Regions from separate parts of the Mus musculus genome. Here regions 2 and 3 are each linked to region 1. A link is a loop called in an ENCODE intact Hi-C map of the cell type or tissue named here. Cell type or tissue: left cerebral cortex. All regions are shown on one strand.

Region 1 (8,000 bases):
AATAAATAAAACAAAGAACAAAACTAATTCCTATTCCTAATTCCTGTTCACATTCATTCATTGTTAAAATCAGGAGCACATTCAATACAGATCAGAGTTGCTGCTATACACCAAGTCCTGTTCCTCTACCCTTCCTAGATGCAGTCCTACTACATTCCACTCAGTAAATGATCTTATTATTATTCAGAATTTGGATTCCCTAATTCCCTATAAAGTAAAATTCTTTAGCAACCAAAATTTTGCTGAAATATAAAATCTGGTACTCAGTAGATACTGGATAAATGTTAGTTCACAGTGTACAATATAAACTCACATTTTGTTATCAAACAGCCCAAAACTCATAAAGGAGGCCAGCAGCCACTCTTCCCACCAACACTATGCACAAACACACTTTTCCTTCCTTTCTTTTGTAAAATACTCTCCTGTGCAGCTAAGCAGCTCCTTAAAAAGAAAGCTCAAATCTGACAGTCATTACATCTTGCTTGACTTCCTGACCACAAGCACTGCAAACCTGGAAACCAGCTACTACTATCTGAAAAGCACCCATTTAACATTTGATTAACTGCCAGTATCAGCTGGTTGTGGCGGCTCACAACAGTAAACCCAGCACTCAAGAAACCGAGGGAGGAGAATCACTGTGCCGTCAAGGGCAGCCTGAGTTGCGTGGTGATTTCCACTACTCATCACGACAATGAGCATCCGCCAAGCAGAGTTGTGTGGACAGAGGGGTATACTGTGGGACACTAGAGCTTTTACTACAAGACGCTTTCTAGGCTTTGTCTTATTGTGTTTGTTTGTGGGATTTTTTTGTTTTGTTTTTGAGGGAAGGCTACAAGGGTGGAGGGCAGATACAAGGGGACCTGAGATGAGTGAAACTGGGAAACATGATATGAAACTCACACCCTTAAATTTTTTAAAATTAGAATTAAAATTCATGAAGGCAGAAGGTATTAGACATTTTTATTATAATTCCAAGAGTGGCTGGCCTACTGGGAAGTATGAAGTAAACCTCGACCATCCTCAAGTAACTAGCGAATCAATTAATCCCTCTCCAACCCAAACTACTGAAATCATCAAAAACTTCAGTGGTTGGTCCTCTGGGCTCCACGTTACTGCACCCAGGCAAGTGGTTTAACCTGGAACTTAAGTTTCTTATCTACATAATGCAAACAACCCTGAACAAGGTGAAGGGAAGGCCAGGAGCTGAAGCACAGCACTTGCCACAAGTGTTGCACATGGCTCTCACGAAATGGTATTTCCTGAAAAACCTGAGTCTCTCTCTCTTTTTTTCAGGAACAAGGAAATAGTCTAAAAATTAAGATCTTTAGGAAAAGAAAATCTCAAGAAAGACAAAAAATTTTCACTAGTTAACTGAATCAAATTCATAAGGCTAGGATTATTTTTGCAATATTACTGTAATCAAGAATTAAGTTGGATTAATTTTACTAACAGATGATGTATGCAGTTCTATGAAAGGGAACTCTCAAGGAACCCCACAGGCCTAAATTCAGAACTTAGTCCAAGCACCTACTCCACCACCTACTAACTAAAAAAAAAGCTGTCACAAGTTAAATAAGATAGAACAAGTTAAAATCCTGGCCATCAGGTTCACCAGTAGCCAGACTTTTCCCTCTGATCTTGAAAATAAAAATCCTAAACTGTGTTTAACAATAAACCTTAAAGGTCACTAGACACAATGCATCCCAAAGTCAGTACGAGTACTTCAACTTGAAGCTGGCGAGCAGGAAAGACACTAGCAGGAGAGTCTGAAGAACCTGACTTCTCCATAGCAGCAGTCTGTGATCCAAACACACACAAGTTACCAATAACAAGAACCTTAATGAATTTTTGTTATCCAGATAGTATGAATGTTCCTGCCTTTTAGATGTTATAACACATTATGAAGAGAATCCAAGCAACAAAGTTGAACTTCACAGGCAGGCCTTCATTCACCCATGGCTTCCCACTACGCTCAAACTCATCCTGTCTTTAACTTCTAGGACCCGGCCACAGGGTAGATTATAAAGCTCAACTTTCATCAAAGCCAACAAAAGTATTTGTGCTTTACAGTTGGAAGATGCTTAAAAAAAATAGATCTGAGAAATTCTGTAATTTATTTAACTATATCCAAGACTTGTAAAATAAGACTATATATTAACCTGTTATTTAATCACTGGAAATAAGCCACCAAAGCAGTTTCTGAGTGAAAACCAGAATTCATAAAGAGAGAAAAGAAAACTCCATACTGCATTGTTGCAGAAACGAAGGAGACAGGCAGAAGGAAACTCCCTTCGGATAACTCTATTTACAGAAGCATTACATCCTTTTAAAGCTTTAAAACTTGCTTTTCTCATGGCTGCTCCTCAGCCGGTTGGACTGGGGTCTGAAGCAGAGCCTTGTGCATGCTGATGAGGCACCTTCCCCTCAGCTACATTCCCAAGCCTACATTTTGTTTTGAAGCAAACAGCTCTCTGAGCAGGAATTTTATTCTACAATACAGACCAAAAAGTATGTTGACCTGATACAGATATGAAGTGTTCCTTTCTTAATTCATTAGGTATTTGAAAAAACTTCATGATGTGAACCTAGGTCATGATGATGAATTTATGCTCTAAGTTTCTTAATTTAAAGTTCTGGAATTAAACCTCATGTGTCCTAACATTTCCAGTTTGTAAGATCACCATCAAGTTTAACACACTACCCCTTTTTGCAATTCTTTAATGAGTTGGGATGGGCAACCTGTAAATGTTCACTTACTCTAGAAGCGTAATTGTAGTAAGACCTAAGAGTAAGTGCAATGGTGCTGGGGCGGGGGAGGGGGCCACAAACTAAAGGGACACCTTTTGCGTTTGGGAAACAAGTTATTTCAGATGTAAAACTCCCTGCCAGTCATTCTTGTACATGCTATTTATCTTGGGCACTGAGAGAAGACTTTCCTAACAAAGCTCAAGTATGACTTTCTAAGTTGTTATCTTGAATAGCCAAACAAACATGGGGGTAAACACACACACGCGCGCGCGCGCTTCAGAAGCAAAATAAAGAAAAATTGGGAAATCCAGACTGTGAGCAAAGGTAAAAATACTGAACAGAGAATGTGACTTTAATCATTTTCATCCATATATAAATAAATGACTGTCCAGCTAAGCTCTCCTTGTAAGGTGAGATCAATATAGTAATGTAATGATTTAGTAATTGAGATATGACACAGAAATAGCCTAGGTATAAGTTGTACCACTTTTCCTGGCCACTCCAAATGTGTTCTTAATTCAAGGTTGCCCTTTAAGAAAAAAGGTCACTTAGGGACAATTAAGTTCAAGTACCAAATACTATTCATTCAAAAATAACCAAAACTGCATTCCAAAAGAGGAAAATAGATACATAAAAAGAATAAAAAGACAAATCCTACTTAAGCAGCCATGGCATTATTTATAAGGTGATCAGTGACTATGTGGTTCTACTGACAGTGATTTCTAAAGCATGAAAGTACAACATAGCACTATCTGTCACTTCAATACAATACACTTGAAAAGTCCTATTCACTCTGGCTAATTCTAATTTTTAAAATGGCTCTAACATCCAACAACTGATCAATTAAACTACAAAAGGATAAACTTAAACACATACACAGAAACACTTCAGGGAGGTGACACTGGATTAAAAGAAAACCTAACTTTAATAAAATGTCAACTAAGAAAATACATAGAAATTCCAAGACTAGACTAGTGTTTTCCAAGAAAAAAAAAGTTTTCTGTTGTTTCCAGCTGCCTGACAAAATTACAAATAAAGGCAGAAGAGTTTTAACTAGTGTGGAGGGAAAGAAAAGGCATCGCTTAAATAACTGTGGTAGGGAGAATAAGAGGAAAAAGGTTGGCAACTATCCTCAAAACCACTGATGTATTTGGGGGATTCGAGATCAGACAGGCCTCTTCCTCCACCAAGGATTTCAACGTAGAACATAAAAAAATGTACAGTCTTCTCTCTAGGTCACTACCCAGAGCAAGTTGTAACTCTTGACAAGGTTCATTAATACAAAACCACTACTTTAAAGTCATTTTAGTCAACCACACTACTATCAGAAACAATTACTTTAAATCAAACACATTCCTTTATACCCCCTTTCAGTTTTCAAGACACAGTCACAAAACGAACGTGAACAAACGTTTAGGTTCCAGGGTGCGTCCCTTCTCTCCCCTCTGTCTCCCTCCGTGGACACACAAGAACATTTTTTTTTCTAGTTCAGACATATTGATACCTACCACTCATAATGTACTCTTTATGCAACCTGCTTAATTTTGAAAGTTCTAATAAGACGTGGTAACGTTCGAGACGAAAAACTACCTTATAAGGCTATAAAAGACGGAAAGCAGGAAGCGGCTTTGACAAAACTAAGGAAGTTGCAGCGCGCTTGCTCACCAAGGGACTTTTTTGAGGCAAGAGCTATAACCCCCGTGAGATCCTCCTCGCTGGAACTGACTTGGTTCAATGGGTAGTGGGAGATGGCTACGAATGGGTGTGGGCGGAAACCAGGCGGCGCGTGGGTCCGCTGCAAAAGCCCCCCATGCTAGCTTCCCATTTTCACAGCCTGGTTCGTCGCTCTCCCCACCCACACGCCCTAAGAGATCGAGAGTTGTCACCGCGATCTTGCAAAATCTGCAAGGAGCGCTTCTCTCTCTCTCTCTCTCTCTCTCTCTCTCTCTCTCTCTCTCTCTCTCTCTCTCTCTCTCTCTTTTCCTTGCTCCTAGGTCTGGAGGTCCTCGGTGGGTGCCCTGCTTCACAGGCAGCAAAGGGGAGAGAAGGGAAAGGACAGCCAGGTGGGCCAGACGGCCTCCTCGGAAAGGAAGGGCCTGGAAAAGATCTCTGTCCCGGGAGGCTCCCGGCACCACCCCTCGCCAGTCTGGCCGGCTCCCCCCATTCATCTCCCTCCTCCGCCCGTCCCCGGCCTCAGTCTCCCCCACCCCGAAGACCCGCCGTACCCCGTGCCACAGTCCACCACACAGGCCGGCAGCCGTCCCGCCATCTTCCTCCTCGCCCGCCGCTGCCGTCCGTTCCGTGCTGCTGAGAGGCCGGGGAGCTAGAGATGGGAGCTGGCTGACCATGCACCGGCCCGGGCCGCCCTCGGTCGGGAGGGAGGGAGGAAGGGAGGGAGCTGTGGGAAGCCCGAGCAGGAGCGAGTGAGCAGTCGGCTAGTACTTCCGCAAGCCCAGCAGGCTGGCCGGCCGGCAGGCTGGCTGTCCCCGCCCTACCCTGCCGCGGCCTCCTCCTCTACCCCTCCGCTCTCCGCCCTCCTCCTCCTCCTCCTCGCTCCCGCCCCCACCCTACAACTTCTTCCCCCTCGCACTGCCTTTCCGCGGGGAGCCAAGATGGCCGCCGCTGCCGACGCCCCGGCCAGGCCAGGCCCCAGGCCGCGATCGCTCCCACTTCCGGTTCCGGGTGGGAGGAGCGAGCACGCGCGCGCGTGCGTGCGATGTACTGTGCGGCCGCCCGGCCCCGGCTCCCTTCCGGATAGCCAGAAAGTCCACTTTGGGTTTTCAAATAGCTGGAAGCCCAGAAGCCAAGCTGAGCTTGAAGGGGGTCCAGAAGCGGCTACGCATGCGCAGTGGCGCGCAGCTGTGGGTCGCGGCTCCGCTTCCGACTTGCGAAGATTCCAGTTCGCATTTTCTGGCCGGTGGCAGCCCAGAAGTCAGGCAGTTATTTAGTTAGGAAGCTGGCTTTTGGTGGTGGTGGGTGTTGAGTGTGTTTCTTCTCTGCTAACTTGAGCCATGGGCAGGAGGCTTTCTACTGTGGGGTGAAGGGCTAATTGGAAACGTGGTCAGCGGCATGTCCCCATAATCGCTGTAGGTGAGCAGTCAGAAAAGGGATGTGTCCTGAGATTTATGTCAGTTATACTATTGCATTGTAGTTTGCAAGCTCCCCAAAATGGTGGGCCTTTGCTTTTAAGACAGGCAAGGATCCAAGACGTTAGGTTGAACAATAACAAACCCACCTTCTTCAGGGTTTGGGGATTCCTGTGTGTCTTCCAAGAAAGGCAAGTGTTGGATCAGTGACATGGCTTAGCAGGTAAAGATGCTTGCACTCACTAACCTGAGTTTGAGCCCTTGGAGATCCACATGCTGGAAGGAATGAAAAGACCCCCACAAGTTGTTCTTTGATTTTGCGCACATCCTCCCCCTCATAAGAAAATATAAAACAAAAATTAAAAAATCAAGTTTCCCAGAGGTTATGCTCTACATAGCCTGTACAAATGGCCTTTATTTGGGTTTTGGGGTGATGATAAACTTCTTTCAAGAGTAGTGAGATTATCTCCGGCCTTTAAGAAAGGCCAGTGTCCCAGAGGTTGTGTTCTACAAAATAGACTCTGTGCAGGTGGCCTCTATTCCGGTTGAAGTGACAATGAATTTCCTTCTGTGGAGTGCTGTTAACGTGATACCAACTTTTTCTAGTTGGAAAAAAAAAGAAAAAGAAAAAGAAAGAAAGATGAGAAAAAGATATGTATTTTTTTACATCACAGACTTAAAAAGTAATACTTTTAAAACTTGAATACATCAGAGTAACATAGAAAGCTTAAAGTATGTTGCTGGGTCATCTCCCAGGGGATTAGGCAAAATCAATGTGCAGTAGAACCTGAGAATTTACTTTCTCATCAGCAGGAACCTGGAAAGTTAATAGCTTTCCTTCCCAACAGGCTTGTCTTTTATTTATTCTTTAGCAATCCCATACATGTAAATGCTATATCTTGATTGAATTTACCCAGAACCTTCTCTCTGGCTCCCCTGGATATCCCAATGTATTCCTCCTCCTCCTCCTCCTCCTCCTCCTCCTCCTCCTCCTCCTCCTCCTCCTCCTCCTTTTCTCCTCTTCCTCTTCTTCCTCTTCTTCCTCCTCCCTTCCTGTCCCCTCTGATTTTCATTTATTTTTTGGTAATCTCCTGAATCCAGTCAGTTTGGTTGAAATGCTGACTGATCTTGGCTAGATCTTCAGGAAACTATAACTGCAAAATCTGTGTCATGTCCAGAAGACAGCATCTTCTATGCACCCCCATCCCCTCCTCCATGATGCTCCCCGAGCTTTGTGGAGTGGTGAGGGTCTGCATAGATGGACCATCTAAGGCTGATGGTCAGTAGTCACCTACCCTCAGCATGATATGTGTAGAAATATCAGTGTTTACAAGGTAATATTACAACAGGTCTATTGAGTAGGGCAACAGGTTTCCCTATACAGCCTGTGACGGCCTAAACCATGGGAGGTTTGGACAGGTTTAGCATAATCTGCCTAAATTCCCTTCTGAAGAGCAGGCCTCATCCAAAAGTGTTTGGTCACCCCCATACCCCCTGTGCCATACTGTACTGGAGAGCATATTTTGAGCAGGCTAATCTAGGTTTGCTTATATGAGACCATAATAATACATTAAGAAAAGATGTGTTATTCAATGCAGAAAATTCTGTTATCAGGTTAGGTAAGCTGACCTGAGGGGTAAAATACCGACTTTTCTCTTATTAATGTTAGTCATTTGGTGAAAAGTATTTTCACCAGCTCTGTGTGGCAGAGACTATATTGATCCTTAATATAGTGGGGCAAAGAATAGATAAGGGGTGTGGGATCAGAGTTCTGCCTGTGAGTAGAGAAACAGATTGTATTAAGAGCCACAGAAAAGTGCTGAGAACTGTGAGAAACAGGTGAAGAGTTGGCAAACAGCAGAGCAGACACACTTGAACAAGATAAGTGGCTCTGCCACAGAGTAAGAAACAGAGGAAGGAAGGGAGGGGGGTTCCCGAGAAGAGAAGAAGGTGCATGTGTCCAGGACCTGACTTGAGGCAGGCCTGGGGGAGGGGAATCTGACCTCTTCCCTTCAGTGGTTAAAATGAAGACAGCCAAAGAGGATGTGATGAAAAACGAACCCTGAGAAAGAGGGTGGTTCAGAAATGTGTAGCTACCTCTAAGCATACTCAAGTTTATCCTAAAGCAACTTGGAACGTATCAAAAGAGCTAGGGGGAAAAAAAAA
Region 2 (8,000 bases), 130 kb after region 1:
CTGATAGAACTCTGCACTAAACCCATCTGGTCCTGGGCTTTTTTTGGTTGGGAGACTATTAATAACTGCTTCTATTTCTTTAGGTGATATGGGACTGTTTAGATGGTCAACTTGATCCTGATTCAACTTTGGCACCTGGTATCTGTCCAGAAATTTGTCCATTTCGTCCAGGTTTTCCAGTTTTGTTGAGTATAGCTTTTTCTTTTTTAAATGTGGGTTCTGGAGGATAGAACTTGGATCCTTGTGCTTACATGGCAAGTATTTTCCCCTATAACCCATCTTTCCAGCAATATAAATAGAAACAGTTTTTATATCATATTGCTTAGGGGGAAATGACAGTAAGAGAAAGTCTTCACATGTTCAACACCGGTGTAATTTTTCTGGGCATTTTATATCTGTGTCTAGTTAGATCCATGGCATGTAACCTATAGGTAAAAGGACTGTCAATATCTCTGTTTCTTTGCATTTGGTTGTGCACTTTTTCCCATATTTGGGATTCATGGATTTAAAAGTAGGTTCAACTGTCAACGTAGAGGCCTAATGTCTCCGGGCAGAATCATCTGTAGCTTCCTAGGCCTTGAACTTAAATTGTAGCCTTTGAGACTGGTAGACTGGCTAGCAATGGAGGACAAGGCTGGACACACACAAATTTGATTTTATATTATGGCACAAATAGTTTGGGAGGATTGCATTTTCTGGATTGCATTTCTGGGAATGTTTTGAAAGGGGTTACACTCAATACCAGATGGATCTTAGCAAATTATGATAAATTTCACAATTTTCACCTTTTAGAGTGATCAACTCCGGAGAGTAAAAAGGAAATGAATAAAAAGATCAAGCCCATGAAGTTAGGTAAAGAGCTACAAGCAGATAGGAATGGAGACAAGAAAGTGATTCATTATGCTGGAATGATCAAGGGGCAAAGGATGCTCAAGTTCACTTAAGAAATAGTGACTACCAGCTTAGTAACTGCTGCTATTCTGCATAATGGAAAACAAAATGAGAATCCTTGTTGTTGTGGAATGAAGACTGAAAGCACACCATTGACATTTGGTGGGAAGGGAAAGGCAATGACACGTTTCTAAGACCTATCTCCCATATAATTAAGAGATGAAGCCAGCCAGAAATGGTGGTATATACAGGGTGGATCCAGTTACTCTATAGCAGGAAGGATTGAGTCCAGGAGTTTGAGAACAGCCATAAGTAGACATTACAGATGGTTGTGATTCTGCCTAGCATATGCAAACTTTAAGTTTGATCCCTAACTCTCTGAAGGAAAAACAAACAAACAAAAACCCCAGGACTTGAGGTTACTAGACTAGACAACAGTTATTTTCCAAGACTTTTAAATGACTGAGGATTTAATCTGAGTAAAAATGGGGCAAAAATGCCTGAATTGATCAGTGTCTTAGGATTACTAGTGCAGTGATAAAATGCCATGGCCCATATCACAGTTCATCATCCAAGGATTCATCACCAAAAGAACTCAATCAGGGCAGGAACCTGGAGTCAGGAGATGATGCAGAGGTCATGGGGGATGCTGCTGACTAGCTTGCCCTTCAGGGCTTGCTCAGACTGCTTTCTTGTAGCATCCAGAACCACCAGTCCAAGGATGCACCACCCACTATAGGACGGGTCATCCCACATGAATCACTAATAGGAAAGATGCCCTGCACTCTTGCCTATAGCCGATCTTATAAAAACATTTTCTCAATTAGAGTTTCTACCTCTCAGGTGACTCAAGCTCGTGTCTCGTTGACATAAAACCCACCAACACAGTCAGGCTGGTGCTGTTGTAAAAAAACCATAGCAGGACCACTGTTCTGGTTACATTTCTACTGTTTTGATAAGGAGGAAGGGTTTATTTACATGCCTACCTCATAGTTGTGGTAGTTTGAATAAGCATGGCTCAGGGAGTGATACTATTAGGAGGTGTGGCTTTCTTGAAGGAAGTGTGTCATTGTTGGGGTGGGCTTTGAGAAACCCTCCTTCTAGCTTCCTGGAAATCAGTCTTCTCCTAGCTGCCTTCGGAACAAGATGTAGAACTCTCAGCTCCTCCAGCACCATGTGTGCCTGCACACTGCCATGCTTCCTGCCTTGATGATAATGGACTGAACCTCTGAACCTGTAAGCGAGCCCCAATTAAATGTTGTCCTTATAAGAGTTGCCTTTGTCATGGTGTCTCTTCCCAGCAATGAAAATCCTAACTAAGACAATAGTCTATCACTGAGGGATGCCAAGACAGGAACTCAAGCAGGGGAGGAACCTGGAGGCAGGAACTGAAGCAGAGGCCATGGAGAAGTGCTGCTTATTGGCATACCCCTCAGTTTTCTTATACAACCAAGGGACCACATGCGCCAGGAGTGGCACTGCTCTCAGTGGGCTGTGCTTTCTCACATCAGTCATTAAGAAAATACCCTAAGGGCCAATCTGATGGGGGCACTTTCCCAGCTCCCTCAGATAATCCTGGATTGTGCCAAGCTGACAAAAAACAAAACAAAACAAAAAACCCAAACAAAAACAAAACAAACTATCTAGCCAGATAAGCCTGGTTTTATGGAGCACTCTTAGAGAATTTCCCTAAGACAGCTGGAGGAAAATATTACTGGAATAGTTAAATTAGTTTTGAGAGTGCATGAAAATAATCTACCTAGAATGATTTTATTCCACACACAAACACTGTCACCACTGTCCTTTAGCAGATGCTCTAGGAATACGTAGTAATAGTAGTAGCTTGTGTGTAGGTGCTGTCATTTTAAGCAATCCATATTTATATATGGAGAATCTAAGGCACACTGTAAATAATCCTCAATATTCTATAATAAGTTTTCAGAACTAAAACCCATGTGCTGGGTGTGTGGTAGCACATACCTTTGATCCCAGCATTCAGGATGGAGAGGCAGGCAGATCTATGTGATTTCAAGGCCAGCTTGGTCCTCATAGTAGTTTCCAGGCTGGCTCTCTCTCTCTCTCTCCCTCCTTCCCTCTCTCCCTCTCTCTCATCTCACTATATAGCTTTACCTGTCTTGTAACTCACTATGTAGACTAGGTAGACCTTGAAATTAAAGCACTGGGATTAAAGGCATATGCCATCATGTATGGCCTTGACTCTTGATCTTGACTGATTCACTATATCAGATGTTAAAAGACGGAAAAGCTTGTGCTGGAATAATATGGTGTATGGGTATAACCAAATACCTACTATGTAGTACAGTAACTTCAAGTACTTGCTACACTGTGGCTATGTACTCTGAATGATAAGTTTTTTCCCTTTCCTTTTAAAGACGGCGCACTTTCTTGGGAGTTGATGGAGCCAGCCAATACTTAGAAAGAGGATGGATCAGATTTTAAACAGGTAAAAACAGATAGAATGTTAGAGTTTTACTGCTGTGAACAGACACCGTGACCAAGGCAACAATATAAAGACAACATTTAATTGGGGCTGGCTTACAGGTTCAGAGGTTCAGTCCATTATCATCAAGGCAGGAGCATGACAGCATCCAGGCAGGCATGGTGCAGGAGGAGCTGAGAATTCTACCTCTTCATCTGAAGACTGCTAAGAGAATACTGACTTCCAGGAAGCTAGGGAGAGTGTTTTAAAGCCCACCCCCACAGTGACACACCTACTCCAAGGCCACATCTCCAAATAGTGCCACTCCCTGGGCCAAACTTATTCAAACCACTACAGTATGCTTAATCATTTGTTCTTAACTGAATGACCAAGCAAGTTGTGTTTGTTTGTGTGCAGGAGTGTACAGACAGAGGCCAGAGACCATTAGGTATCCTGCTCTGTCACTCTCCTTACTCCTTACTGAACCGGAAGTGTCTGGCAAGTAGCAAGACAGATCCTTCCATCTCTGCCTCTCATCGTGCTGGGGTTGCAAATGTGCACATGACCAAGCCCAGCTTTTTACATGGGCGCTAGGGATCTAAACTCAGGACCTCATGCTTGCACAGCAAGGACTTTTGTCCACTAAGTTATCTCTCCTGTTCCAGCAGTGGGTTTCTCAGTGACTAGAAGTGTTTGATGCCAGGAGTTTTTTAGAATCCGACCAGATCACAAAATGTCCATCTTAATTTTAGTCATAAGACTTTGTAGACAAAGTTAAAAGAGAAGGATGAAACACAGTGACTACATGAGAAAAAAATATTTCCTTGCCTCATTTGATAAAAATGCTAACAATGCAATTGTGGCTACAGAAGCCTTAAGTCTCGTGTTAATCTAAATATAAATCAGGATCCTGGCCAATTTTTCAATTTTATGGGAGCTTCAATACCCATAAAACAAAAACCCATGGTTAGCATCTGTGGAGGTCTTATGTGTCACAGGCTGAACTGATTTGTTTGAGAATGTATGTATACTGGGTGTAAACATACAGCCGAGGCACTCACATGGTTTTATGGCTTTGTTTTTGTTTTTTTCTTCCCATAAAAAAAGTGAGGGCCAGGGAGATGAATAACCTGGTCTACAACTTCTAACTGCAAGAATGAAGCTCTAGTTTACGGACAAAAACGATCTAGGAATCCAACGGGGCGCCAAGCTACACTGCCTGATTTTAGAAAGGGCTACTGGAAAATGCTTGCTTAAACACTGGAAGAAATGGTGCAGTCAGCTTTCGCTTCAGGGCGGGGCAGTGGGGAAGTCTGGCAGCCTTGCCAGGGCTGGGTTCTCCCTCTTCTAGACATCCCCGCCCTCTCCGCTCTGTTCTCTTCCCTTCTCTGTTCCTTCGCGCCACTGTCACGACTCCAAGCCACAAGCCTGTTCAAGGCTGGCGTCCACACTACGGCAACAAGAACCAGGAAACGTGCCCTCCCCCGGTCCGAAGTCGCGTCCGGCGTGACGTAACCTGCGCGCCCGCAGTCTTTGGGCTAGGGGGCGGGGCCGCTGAAGCTGACTGGACAGGGGCGGGGACTGCCGGGCTGTCTGGGGGGCGGGGCTCTGGGCAGACCACCCAGGCCTAGGGTATGGATTGTCAACTGGGGGAGGAGGCAGAATGGACGCCGGGTGGACGAACTGAGAGCTGAGCTTGACCGGTTGACTCACTGAGTGATGGGGAGGATGTCACCTAGTTGGTGGACAAGCTGGGGGCCTAGAGTCTCCAGGATGGGGTCCAGGGTACCCGGAGCGGTTCCTGTCTACCGGGATGCGCTGCCAGGTTCGCTACCCAGGGGCGGAGCTTGACTGGGATCTCGCCTAGCTAATTGCTCAAAGGGCAGCTCTAGGTGGTCAATAGGTCGGGGGTGGAGTCTGACTGGCTGACGGGCAGGAGGCGGGGCCTGCCGGTTGGCCAGCCGTGGGATGGGCTTGTTTGGCCAGCAGTGGGCGTGGCCTGGCTGGCTGACCGGCCGGGGGCGGGGCCTGGGCCGCGGCCGCAATCCGGGCCTCCAGGACTCTCGCTGCCAGCGCCGTCCGGTGGCCTGGGTCACTCCCCTCCGTCGGGGCCGAGTGCTGTGACAGCCGCGGCCTTGAGCCGAGGGGCAGCGCAGCTTCTTAAGTTGGGCTTGCTGTGGGGCACGATGCTGGGGTCTGTGCGTGCGGTGTGAGGCGGCGGCTCTGGGCGGCGGGCCGAGCCGGGGCCGCTCATGGTGCCGCCACGACTCCATCGAGGGGCAGGAAGGCCAGGTAGGCGGTGGGCCGGCGTCCGCGGCCAGGGAGGACGGGTCAGAGTTCTCACGCCCCTCACGAGGCAAGAGGCTGGGTTTTCCTCATGTCTTTCCCTCGCCAAGGGGCGGCTTCCCTGTGCCAGCTGTTTTCTGTCGTGACTGGGCGGGTGGGGAGCGAGGATGATCCTGGTTCTCACGTGAGGGGAGTGGACCCTCGCACATCACTTCCTGTCAGCGAGCTGAATCCCCTGGAGATGGGGGGGTAAGGACACGCGTGTCTAGACTGCCAGGGGCGGATGTCCTGAAGGGAGAATCTAGAGAGTTCTGTTTATGAGACTTCGAGGATCCGTTTACAGCACTCTTCAATGTGCCATATGTGGAATCTTCTTCTCTCTCTCTCGTTTTTTTTACCCGCCTGGTACCCAGGACCTCTTTGAGTATAACCTTTTATTTTTGGGGGGCTGGGAGGTGTCAGGTCGGGGACAGGTCTTAGGTATCCGAGACTGGTCTCAAAAATCACTTTGTAGCCAAGGGTAACCTTGAACTTCTGTCTTCTGCCTTACAGGCATGCACCAGCACACCAGGCTTATGGCCTGGTTCCGCACTCTACTAGCTGAGCGACACCGCTAGCATGGGATTTCTTGTTTGTATTTGTTTTGCTGTTGTTATTATTTTGTGACACAGTCTCATATGGCCCATGCTGGCCTTGAACTCAGTATGTATTCTGACTGACTTTGATCTTCTGATTCTCTGGTTTCCCCTCCCCCCACACCCCACACTTTCCAAGTGCTAGGATTATAGACACGTGCCACTGTGCCCAGTTTGGGAAGTGTTTGGGATGCAACCCAAGAACTCATGCATGCTAGGCAAGCATTGCACTACTAAGCTACATGTCCCCAGGGTGGCTTCTGTTGCATACATTTTGATAGTCCTTGAAGGTGAAGAGTGGAAAAGATGTGATTTTACACTTGAACTTTCCCTAAGCGTTATTTCTGTGGTGCTGTTTTAGGTGGGCTGAGTTCTTTACCTCCATTTGGACTGGGCTCTGCCCGCTTTGCAGGCATTGCATTTGAGGATCTCAGAGAAGCCCTTGCAACAAGGTAAATTCTCATGTTATCAGTAAAAAGCAGAGACTACTAGCAAATGTCTCTTGTTTCCTTGGGCTGGATTTCTAATTTTTATGTGGTTCTTCTCAAAGAGGCTCTAATGAGATCTCTGTTTTCTAAACTAACAGACTGCAAATGGTTTATGTGTTTATCATGAACCGTGTGAATTCCCAGAGCAGTGGTTTCAGTCAGCGCAGGCGAATGGCCCTGGGGATAGTGATTCTCCTGCTGGTTGATGTGATATGGGTGGCATCCTCAGAACTCACCTCGGTATGTATTTCTCCACCAATGATGTTGCACTGTGATAGAATTAACATGGACCTAGAGGATTTTGCTAATGATGTAGGATAACATATAGTGTCAAGCTATAGTATTTTCATGCTTCTAACATCAGTATTTTAAATATTGTTGAATTCTTTGTTTTTCTTTGGTACTGAATTAGTGTCATTTAAAGTAAAAATTGACAGGATGCTCTTTGTTGTTTTCTGAAGGTACAAAAACTTTGTGTGTATGTGTGTCTATATATGCACATGTGTGCACACGTGCCTGTGGAGGCCAGAAGGGGGCATCTGAGTCCTTGGAACTTAGATAATTGTTAGTCCTGTAACGTGGGTACTGGGGACTAAACTCTGAAGGAATACTAAGCTCTTTGAATCATGGAGCCATTTCTACAGTCCTACCTACAGCTTTCTCACATTTGTAGGAAACATATCTCAGAAGATTTTTTTTTAATTACATAAAAGGTGGTTTTGTGTTAGTCAAAATTGAATTTATTTCTTCATAAATACTGTTTTTTAGGGAACAAACATTGAGGGACAGTAGAAAGTAAGGGTCTGGGTATATAGCTTAGTAGATTCTTGATACATAAGAATAAATTTGAAAAAGAGGGTATTTTTGGAAAATAAACATAAGTCATCAGATTTTTCATGTATAAGCCACTGTTATCCACATGCATACACTGGTGAATCCACACTTGTGTGTTTACTGAGTCACACATTTTTATCAAAATTGCAGTGTTTGGCTTCAGTTAAGCTGTTTGTTAATCGATGTCTCATTGGGAGTAGTGTGGTACTTTGAGTTTATAAGCTAATTTTACTTTGAGTTTGTATACTTCTTTTTTGTTAATGATCCTTGTAAGAAGAAGATAACAATTTTGTTGTTTATAGTTTTTATTACATTTATTTATTTACTTATTTATTTAGATGTATGTGTGTGTAAATGTGCCAAGGATTTAGAACACAAAAGTTGTAGATTAAATTATAATTTAACAATTTATATCTAGAGGTTAGA
Region 3 (8,000 bases), 61 kb after region 1:
GGCTGAAAACATCTTGGAAAATGGGGTTTGTTTCATATTACAGGTGAGGTGGTTCATTGTCAGGTCAGGAACAGATAGTGGGAACTGGAGCAGAGACCCTGAAGTCACTGCTTCCTGCCTTCCACCCAGGCTCCAGTTCACACACCTTCCTTCTACAGCTCGGGACCACCTGTCCAGGAACCATACTGTTCACAATGGGCTGGGTTCTCCTACATCGACTGGCAATCAAGAAAACAGCCCACAGACCTGTCCACAGGTTAATCTGATGGGGGCTTCCTCTTTCCAGGTGTGTCAAGTTGACAACCCAAATTAGCTAATTAGTTCTTGTCAAGGACTGAAGTTTGGTTCCCAGCACCCCGCATTATATGGCTCACAATGGCCTCTAACTCTACATATGGGGCTCTGACACTCTCTTGTGGATGCCATGGGCACTGCACAGGAAGCAGTCCCTACTCCCCCATATAAAAACAAGAAAGAATGTTAAGATATCAATGAGCCAGACTAAAGGCCTAAATGTATTTAGCCTTTGAGCAAGGCCCAGATATGAGCCTGCCTCCTTTTTCTCATTTTGACCTCTTCTTCCTCCTCTCCTCCTTCTTCTGGACCAACCATAATTTATCGGCAGATCATTTAGACACATGATGATTAGTCCATTAACTACATCTCCTTGCCTCTTTCTGCCGAGAGTCCTGCCTGCCAGAAGTCACAAGGTTCCTTGTCTTGTTTGTTGCAGTGGTAAAATACTTCTAACTTGGAGGCGGAAAGCCAAAATAGCTTACAGGTCACATCTTTGTGGGAAGTTAGAGTAGGAGCTCAAGTTAAGAACTTGAAGCAGAAACTATGGAAGAGTATTTACTGTTGCTACTTCACCAAGGCTCATGCTTAGCTAGCTCTTGTAGTCTTAGACCCCCTGCTTAGGGAATGGTGCTGCCCACAGTGGTAGAGACCTTACTACATCAATTAGCAATCACAACAATCGGAGACAGGTCACAGGCCAATATGATTCTGATAATCCTTTCATTGAAGTGCCGGATGATTCCAGGCTATGTCAAGTGGAGTTAAAGCTAACTAGGACAGCCTGGTACCCCCTTTCATGGTGAAATGTTCTAAGACTGAGAAAAAACAAAAACAAAAACAAAAACAAAAACAAAAACAACCAGTGGGGTGATTTGACTCTCCAGGTAAAGGTGCTTGCTGCCAAGGTTGACCTGGATTTGATCCCCCGAAACCATTTGTGGAAGGAGATAATTGTTTCCTGCAGGTTGTCCTCTAATTTTTATATGTCTACCCTCCCACATGAATTAATAAATAAGTGAATAAATAAATACAATTAAAACTGTTAGTGGCGGAAAAGATACCTCAGTGGTTAAGAGCGTGTACTGCTCTTGCAGGGGACCTGGCTTTGGTTTCTAATACCTCTATAGCAACTTGTAACCATCTTTAAATACAGGTCCAGGGCATCTAGTGCTCTTTCCTGGCCTTCATACACACTAGGTGTGCACACATGGTGCATATACATACATCTCACACACATAAAATGTTTTAAATCTTAAAAAGTTTTTAAAGAGAGTCCCAGTAGCCCTTTTGTCCTGGTATTTAACAAAGGTACCACTTCTGAATTCCCTGTGTCCCCAGCCCAGCCTTGGTCAGTGTGTCTTATAGGGCTTAGTCAGGGATGTTCTCTGCTTTAAAAACAAGAACAAAAACGGTTCTGATCACCCTTGCTACCCATGCACTAAGCTTTGCAATAGGACACCTGGGTCAGAGCTCTGCTTTAGAGTCCTCCTCCCTTCATGAGTCCCAGTTCACATGGGAATTTCCTAGCTCTCTCAGATTTCTACCCTTGACTTTCTTTAGGCCCAAGAACACTGAGTCCAGGGTGGGCTACCAGAAAACTAAGGTAGCTTGCACTTCACCTTTTATTTACAGGTTTTTTTCTCCAAAAATGTATATTCAACATCTATTCATAATTTTTCATATTTTCTCAGAGAAATCTGCCCATCCCTGAGAAGAAGGCTCAGTTGGTAAAGGGCTTGGCTTAGAAGCACAAAGACCTGAGTTCAATCGCTAGAACTCAATTCACATAAAATAAAGCCAAGCATGGTGGGACACATTTAGAATCCCAGCACTGGAAAGGTAGAGGCAAGAGAATCCCTGGGATGCACTAGCCAGACAGCCTAGCTAAATTGCCAATGCTTAGATCAGTGAGAGACTCTATCTTAAAAAAGAAAATAATAGAGTGCAATTGAGGAAAACATCCAATCTGGCCTCCCCACTTGACATGTGCACACAGACTGTCAATGTTTAGTGTGTTAATGGGGTCCCAAGTGAGGGTCACATTAACCAGAACACAGGGGATACTGTCACAGCCATGCACGGTTTATTGAATATTCCAGCATCTTTTATACAGAAAGCCGTATAAAGATTTTCCCACAGATTTTAGTTTACACCAGGTGCTGTTTTCCCTACCAATAGCTTCAAAGTGACCCAAACCTCCTTGCAGACTGAGAAATCTGTCAGCAGTCTTATAGAACATAAACCTTCATGCATACATACACACAAACATTCGTGCAGGTACACACACAAAGACAGTGCATGAGTGTGCTTGTATATGATCTTATTTTAAATGCATCTATTTTTATTTTATAGGTACATATATATTTATACAAGTGTAGATATGTTTGTATATACACAACACTAAGCGGTGACATGTGTCCATCTTTACAAATATAGATTAGCTCTGAAGAATGTTGAGAAGAGACTAAGTTACTGGAAGACAGAGACTTCCCTTAGTATACGTGTGTGTATGTGTGTATGTATGTTTGCTTATATGTGTGCATGTGTAATAAATGAGTTTGTGTGTGTGTTCATGTGTATATATGTATGTATATACATATACATACATATACGGATATGTATACACACACACACACACACACACACACACACACACACACATATATAGTATTTGTAGTGTGTTTGTGAATACCTGTATGCCTGGGTGTGGTATGTATGTTTATGTATGTATGTATGTATGTAGTGTGTATGTTTATGTATGTGTTGTATGTGTGTGTTTGTATAAGTATGTATGTATGTGTATATGTCTGTCCATATGTGTATATTTATTTGTATGTGTGCATGTTTTGTGTACCATGCAGGCATTACCTATCTGAAACATAAATCGAATTGAAGACAATGCATTGAGTTGGACTATTCAAAATCAGTGGGAGAACGTGAACATTTGTTTGACATGAGTGCCAGCAGATGGAGAGGGAGCTTGTGACGAACAATTTCCCAAATATAGATATAATGTGATTTTTAAAAATTCTTCCAAAGGCAGAAGAACCACGGGCAGGAAATTGGAGAAGATCAGACAAATGTGAAATGTTCAGAAATCGGCTTCCATCTTAAAGGTTATCTTTTTCAGAGTTAGTGCCTTCCGGTGTAGCTCAGACTGACCCCAAACTCACGATCCTCTGCCTCAGCCTCCCAAGTGTGAGGATTAGAGATTTGTCAGGATGCATCTCTTTAAAGTTGTCTTTTATAGTTGTTTCTTTATGACATGTAATAATTTGTATGGAGGCCGGGCATATTCCGAGGCAGGGCACATGTCAAGACACATTGAAGTCAGATTGTGAGATTTTCTCTTCCACCATGCCGTGGCCTGAGGCTTGAACTCAGATTATTAGGTTCCCTGGTTAAGTGTTTTTACCTTCTGAGCCATCTCACTAGCCTGAAGTTTACCTTTCTGTGGAGTGAGAGCAACGTCAAGATTAATTACTTTGGTAAAACTTGAGGCTGTAACTCCCCTTAAATTTGACTTAGTGTCTTCTGTTGGGGGATGTTATGTGCACTGTGTTTTCAGTGGCTGATTTCTGAACCCAATCTTGCAGTCTGGACTTTGGTATTATTATGAAGCAGTTCCTGACTCCATCATCTCCTATTGGTCAAACAAAGAGCTGAACAGCCAATAGCTGGGCAGGAGAGCAAAAGGCGGGACTTCTGTGCCCAGACAGAGGAAAAGAGTTTCAGGTGGGACCTGGGTGTCGCCATCCCCGACAGGAATGGAGAGGGAGGTGCCAGAGCAAGCCTAAGATGGCAGGTAATAGGCCATGTGGCTTGGAAGTAGGCTGACAAGTAGTCCAAGCCAGCGTTGTAGGATTAGAATAGATCAGAAGCTGCCTAAAGCTTATTAATAAATATAAAGAGCTCCAAGTCATTATTTCAAGACAGGGGCAGGCATAGGAAAGCCTGTACTTATGCTGTCTTCTGTTGCTAATGAAACCATAACCAAACCCTGTGAGTGAGGGGCTGTATCTGGTAACCACCCTCTTGGGGGCGGAGTCTCAGGTAGGTCAGAGGTTAGGGCAGATCCAGGACAGGAAGCAAGTGTGAAACCTAGCAGCCAGCCGGGCATGGTGGCGCACGAGCCAGGCGTGGTGGCGCACACCTTTAATCCCAGCACTCGGGAGGCAGAGGCAGGCGGATTTCTGAGTTCGAGGCCAGCCTGGTCTACAAAGTGAGTTCCAGGACAGCCAGGGCTACACAGAGAAACCCTGTCTCGAAAAACCAAAAAAAAAAAAAAAAAAAAAAAAAAAAAGGAAAGAAAGAAACCTAGCAAATCCCTCAGGATCACCCACCCACACACCACTCATGACGGCACGGATGGCCAATGTGTTCACGTTCTGCTTCATGGAATCTGGTGGTGTGTAAATAGGGAGACGAATCTTTGAGATTCATTAGAAGAAAGCATTTGGATTCAGAAGGGTTTGTGTTCAAATTTCAATACCAACAGCCACCTCTCCAGCTTACATGAAGCATATGAGTTTCATAGCTGGACAAGAAACGTAGGAGAAGGCAGAAAAGAGGAAGAGGATTGATACTACCTGGGTGCTTTGCTTTTTATCACCTCTTAAGTGACTTTACCTCTGAATAGCTCACGGGAGAGGGAGGGACTGAATTTCACATTTCTCTTGAGAGGAAATAAACCATATTCAAACCTATCCCTAACATATATTAATTGCATCTTAAATTGAAAAGTAACTCTCAAGAAGATTGGTGACACACATGTGTATGTATGTGTATATATGTATATGTTTATATGTGTGTGTGTGCATGTGTATATATGAGTAGAGTAGGTCCATACCCTCTATACACATCTTGCAAAATAACAAGGAACAGCTCCTGGATGCAGTAGAGCGCGTCTATCATCCCAGCATTCAGAGGCTGATGCAGGAGGACTGCCATGCTCTCGAGGCCAATCATGGTCATGTACTAAGACTTTATGTCAAAACAGAGGAGGAGCAGGAAGGGGAAGGGAAGAAGGAAGAAAAAGAAAGAACAAAAGAAGTGGAGGGGGGGGGCGAGGCTGAGGGCAGAGAGAGGGAGGTAACTGTAGTCTTACTCTTGTAGGAATACAGAGGCTACACTCATTAAGTGCCTCCCTTGTGACAGAAAGCACAAGCCAACGAGATGACAGGGCACGGGCCTGACACTCCCAGTGAAACTCACTCAGGATCGTTTGCGCAGTACAGCTTCTGTGTTGCTATGAGGCTGATGCAGCACAGGAAAAAGCTAAGGCAGCCTCGGATCCAGAAAAGCAATTCCAGCCCAAGCTGCTTCGCCATGGCGGTACAGCAACTGCATGGCTTCTTTCCAAGTCGGAGAGGAAAATCAGGTCCAACAGGCCTTCCTGGAGACAGGTGTGGAACAGCATGACTTCTTTATGCCCAATGATGACATTATATAAATAGCTTAGGCTGCGGCTGTCAGGTAGAAAGCTGGCTAGCATTCAAAAAGCTGTGGGTCCCATCTTCAGCCACTGGAGCAGGGAGTGGTGGCACGCATCTGTAATCTTTGCATTTGGGAAATGGAGGCAGGAGGATCAGGTCACCTTGGGCTACACATTGAATTATAGGCCAGTCTGGGCAACATGAGTTGCTAGCTAAACTAACTTGACTTGAAATCTTACATTCTCCCTACATCTTGTCTAAAGAATCAGAAATTAACTTTATGTATCCCCGAGACTTGGAAAGAAGTAAACCTAATACTATCACCCATTTATTTCCAACTATAGTACTTCTGCATAGCCTGATGATGATGATTGATGATGATGATTGTGGACTTGTCCTAGACTATCACAAATAACCCAGAAAAAAAAAGCCATTCATTATGGAGTCAGGTGGGCTGGTGATCTAAACCCTGTTCTGAGAAGCAAGCCGTCAGAAAAAGCTGTGTGGAATAATCTGGGGTTGGGGGTGCACACACAGTCTCAGCACTTGGGATTCTGAGTCAGGACAACTGCTACAACTTCAAGGCCAGCTTGATCTACACACTCAATCAAAGGCTAGCCACAGTTGCAAAGTAGCACTGTTTCAAAATGGAAGAAGGCTCCTGCTAAGAGGGAAGGGCTCAGAAGTCAGAAGTATGGAGTTTCAATATAGCTTGGAACCAGCCAGATCCCGGCCTCAATGAGCAAAGGCAGTTGCAGCCAAGCCAGAGGCCATGTAGTAGAAAGAGAGAACTGACTCCTGCAGGCAGTCCCCTGATCTCCACATATATGTGCACACCAAATAAATAAACTCTGCCATAATAAATTCCAGCTGGAAAAAATATATCAGCGTTGGCAACTGTGCTGTTTAGTTGTAAGCCAACTTGACACAAGCTAAAGTGATCTGCAAGAAGGAATTGAAAAAAATAAAATGCCTCTGAAGATCCAGATGCAAGGCATTTTTATTTAGTTAGTGACTGATGGGGAGGGTCCAGCCCATTGTGGGTGGTGCCATCCCTGAGCTGGTGGTTCTGTGTTCTATAAGAAAATAGGCTGAGCAAGCCATGGGGAGCAAGCCAGTAAAAAGCATCCCTCCATGTTCTCTGCATCAGCTCCTGCCTCTGTTCTTGCCCTGTTCAAGTTCCTGCCCTGTCTTACTTCAATGATGAATGGCAATATGGAAGTGTAAGCCGAATACACCCTTTCTTCCTCAGATTTCTTTGGTCATGGTGTTTCATTATAGCAATAATAACCCTAACTAAGACATTAACTAAACCTCTCTAACCCCAGAAGCACCTGTGATGGTAGTGTTAACATAGCTCATCTGTCATAATTGTCAACTTGACAAGCCTAGGAAGAGGGAACCTCATTTGAGGAGCTGCTGCGATTGGATTGGCTTATGGGAGTGTCTTGGAGCATTTCTTTGATTACTAATTGATGTAGGAGGGCCCAGCCCACCGTGGGCAATACTATCCCTAGTAAGTGGACTTGGGATGGATAGGAAGGGTAGCTGATTATGAGCCAGGATACAAGCCAATAAGCAGTGTTCCACCATGCTCTCTGCTTTAAGCTCCTGCATTAAGTCCCTGTCTTAGCTCCCCTCAGTAATGGATTATAACTTGTAAACCAGATATACCCCCTTCCTATCTGCCTTCCTGCCTTTCCCATGGTGAGTGTAGAGTCCTTAGGCACAATAAGTGTATCCACCAGGCTGCTCCCCCTCTTTATCTCTTTTCTTGCCAATCAGAATGGATGAGAGCTTATTGAAGTGTTACAGGCACAACTCCATGAGACATCCTCTGCAGCTAGATTTTATCTGAAGAAGAAACATCTGTAAAGATCTGTGTGCTGGAGTCTTCAGGCAGTTGTGGCTTCCACTGGCATTTAATATTCATTGCTCTTTGTACTCCAACTACAGGCTTGTCACTTTTAGGAAGACTTAGAAAAAAAAATTCCTATGAATATTTATTTGTCTTACCGTAGAATATATTTACTATTTGGCTTGAAAGTTTGAGTTTTGTGTTTCTTATATAAATTATGAATTAAAAAAAAAACCTTTCTACTTGCTCTCAGGCCAGATGTAGCTTATTTATTATGTAGAAGACTATCACAAAACTCAGTACTGTCTGTCTTAGAGTTTGATGCAGCATAGGAATAACATAGAATTAAACATGGAGCTGTAGGGTCTTCAATGTGTCTTAGTGGCAGAGCACTTGCCTAGCATGCAGAA

What was found. Hi-C counts contacts between places; a loop is a spot of excess contacts. Peaks named below come from ENCODE experiments on the same cell type or tissue, not always from the same donor. Only the 100,000 strongest peaks of a DNase experiment are listed, where the experiment ranks them.
Region 2: it touches region 1 in a loop (9-fold over the local background); 21 of 42 quality-filtered maps call a loop at or near these places.
Region 3: it touches region 1 in a loop (2.1-fold over the local background); 4 of 42 quality-filtered maps call a loop at or near these places.

What each region holds. Positions count from the first base shown.
Region 1 is chr1:125,430,312-125,438,311 of GRCm38, forward strand. Actr3 (ARP3 actin-related protein 3) reads right to left here and starts at 5,416. Exons shown (of 12, transcript NM_023735.2): 1 at 4,974-5,416. The coding sequence starts at 5,017. In left cerebral cortex, no CTCF peak of the experiment used is centred here; DNase peaks (open chromatin) are centred at 4,489 and 5,545; H3K4me3 peaks cover 3,178 bases; H3K27ac peaks cover 1,900 bases.
Region 2 is chr1:125,555,662-125,563,661 of GRCm38, forward strand. Slc35f5 (solute carrier family 35, member F5) reads left to right here and starts at 5,341. Exons shown (of 16, transcript NM_028787.5): 1 at 5,341-5,623; 2 at 6,614-6,704; 3 at 6,839-6,980. The coding sequence starts at 5,584. In left cerebral cortex, a CTCF peak has its summit at 7,258 (motif pointing right); DNase peaks (open chromatin) are centred at 4,830, 5,234 and 5,732; H3K4me3 peaks cover 2,163 bases; H3K27ac peaks cover 1,976 bases.
Region 3 is chr1:125,491,534-125,499,533 of GRCm38, forward strand. No RefSeq gene overlaps it. Among named protein-coding and RNA genes, the nearest start is that of Actr3, 60 kb to the left of the region's middle. In left cerebral cortex, no CTCF peak of the experiment used is centred here; a DNase peak (open chromatin) is centred at 3,278.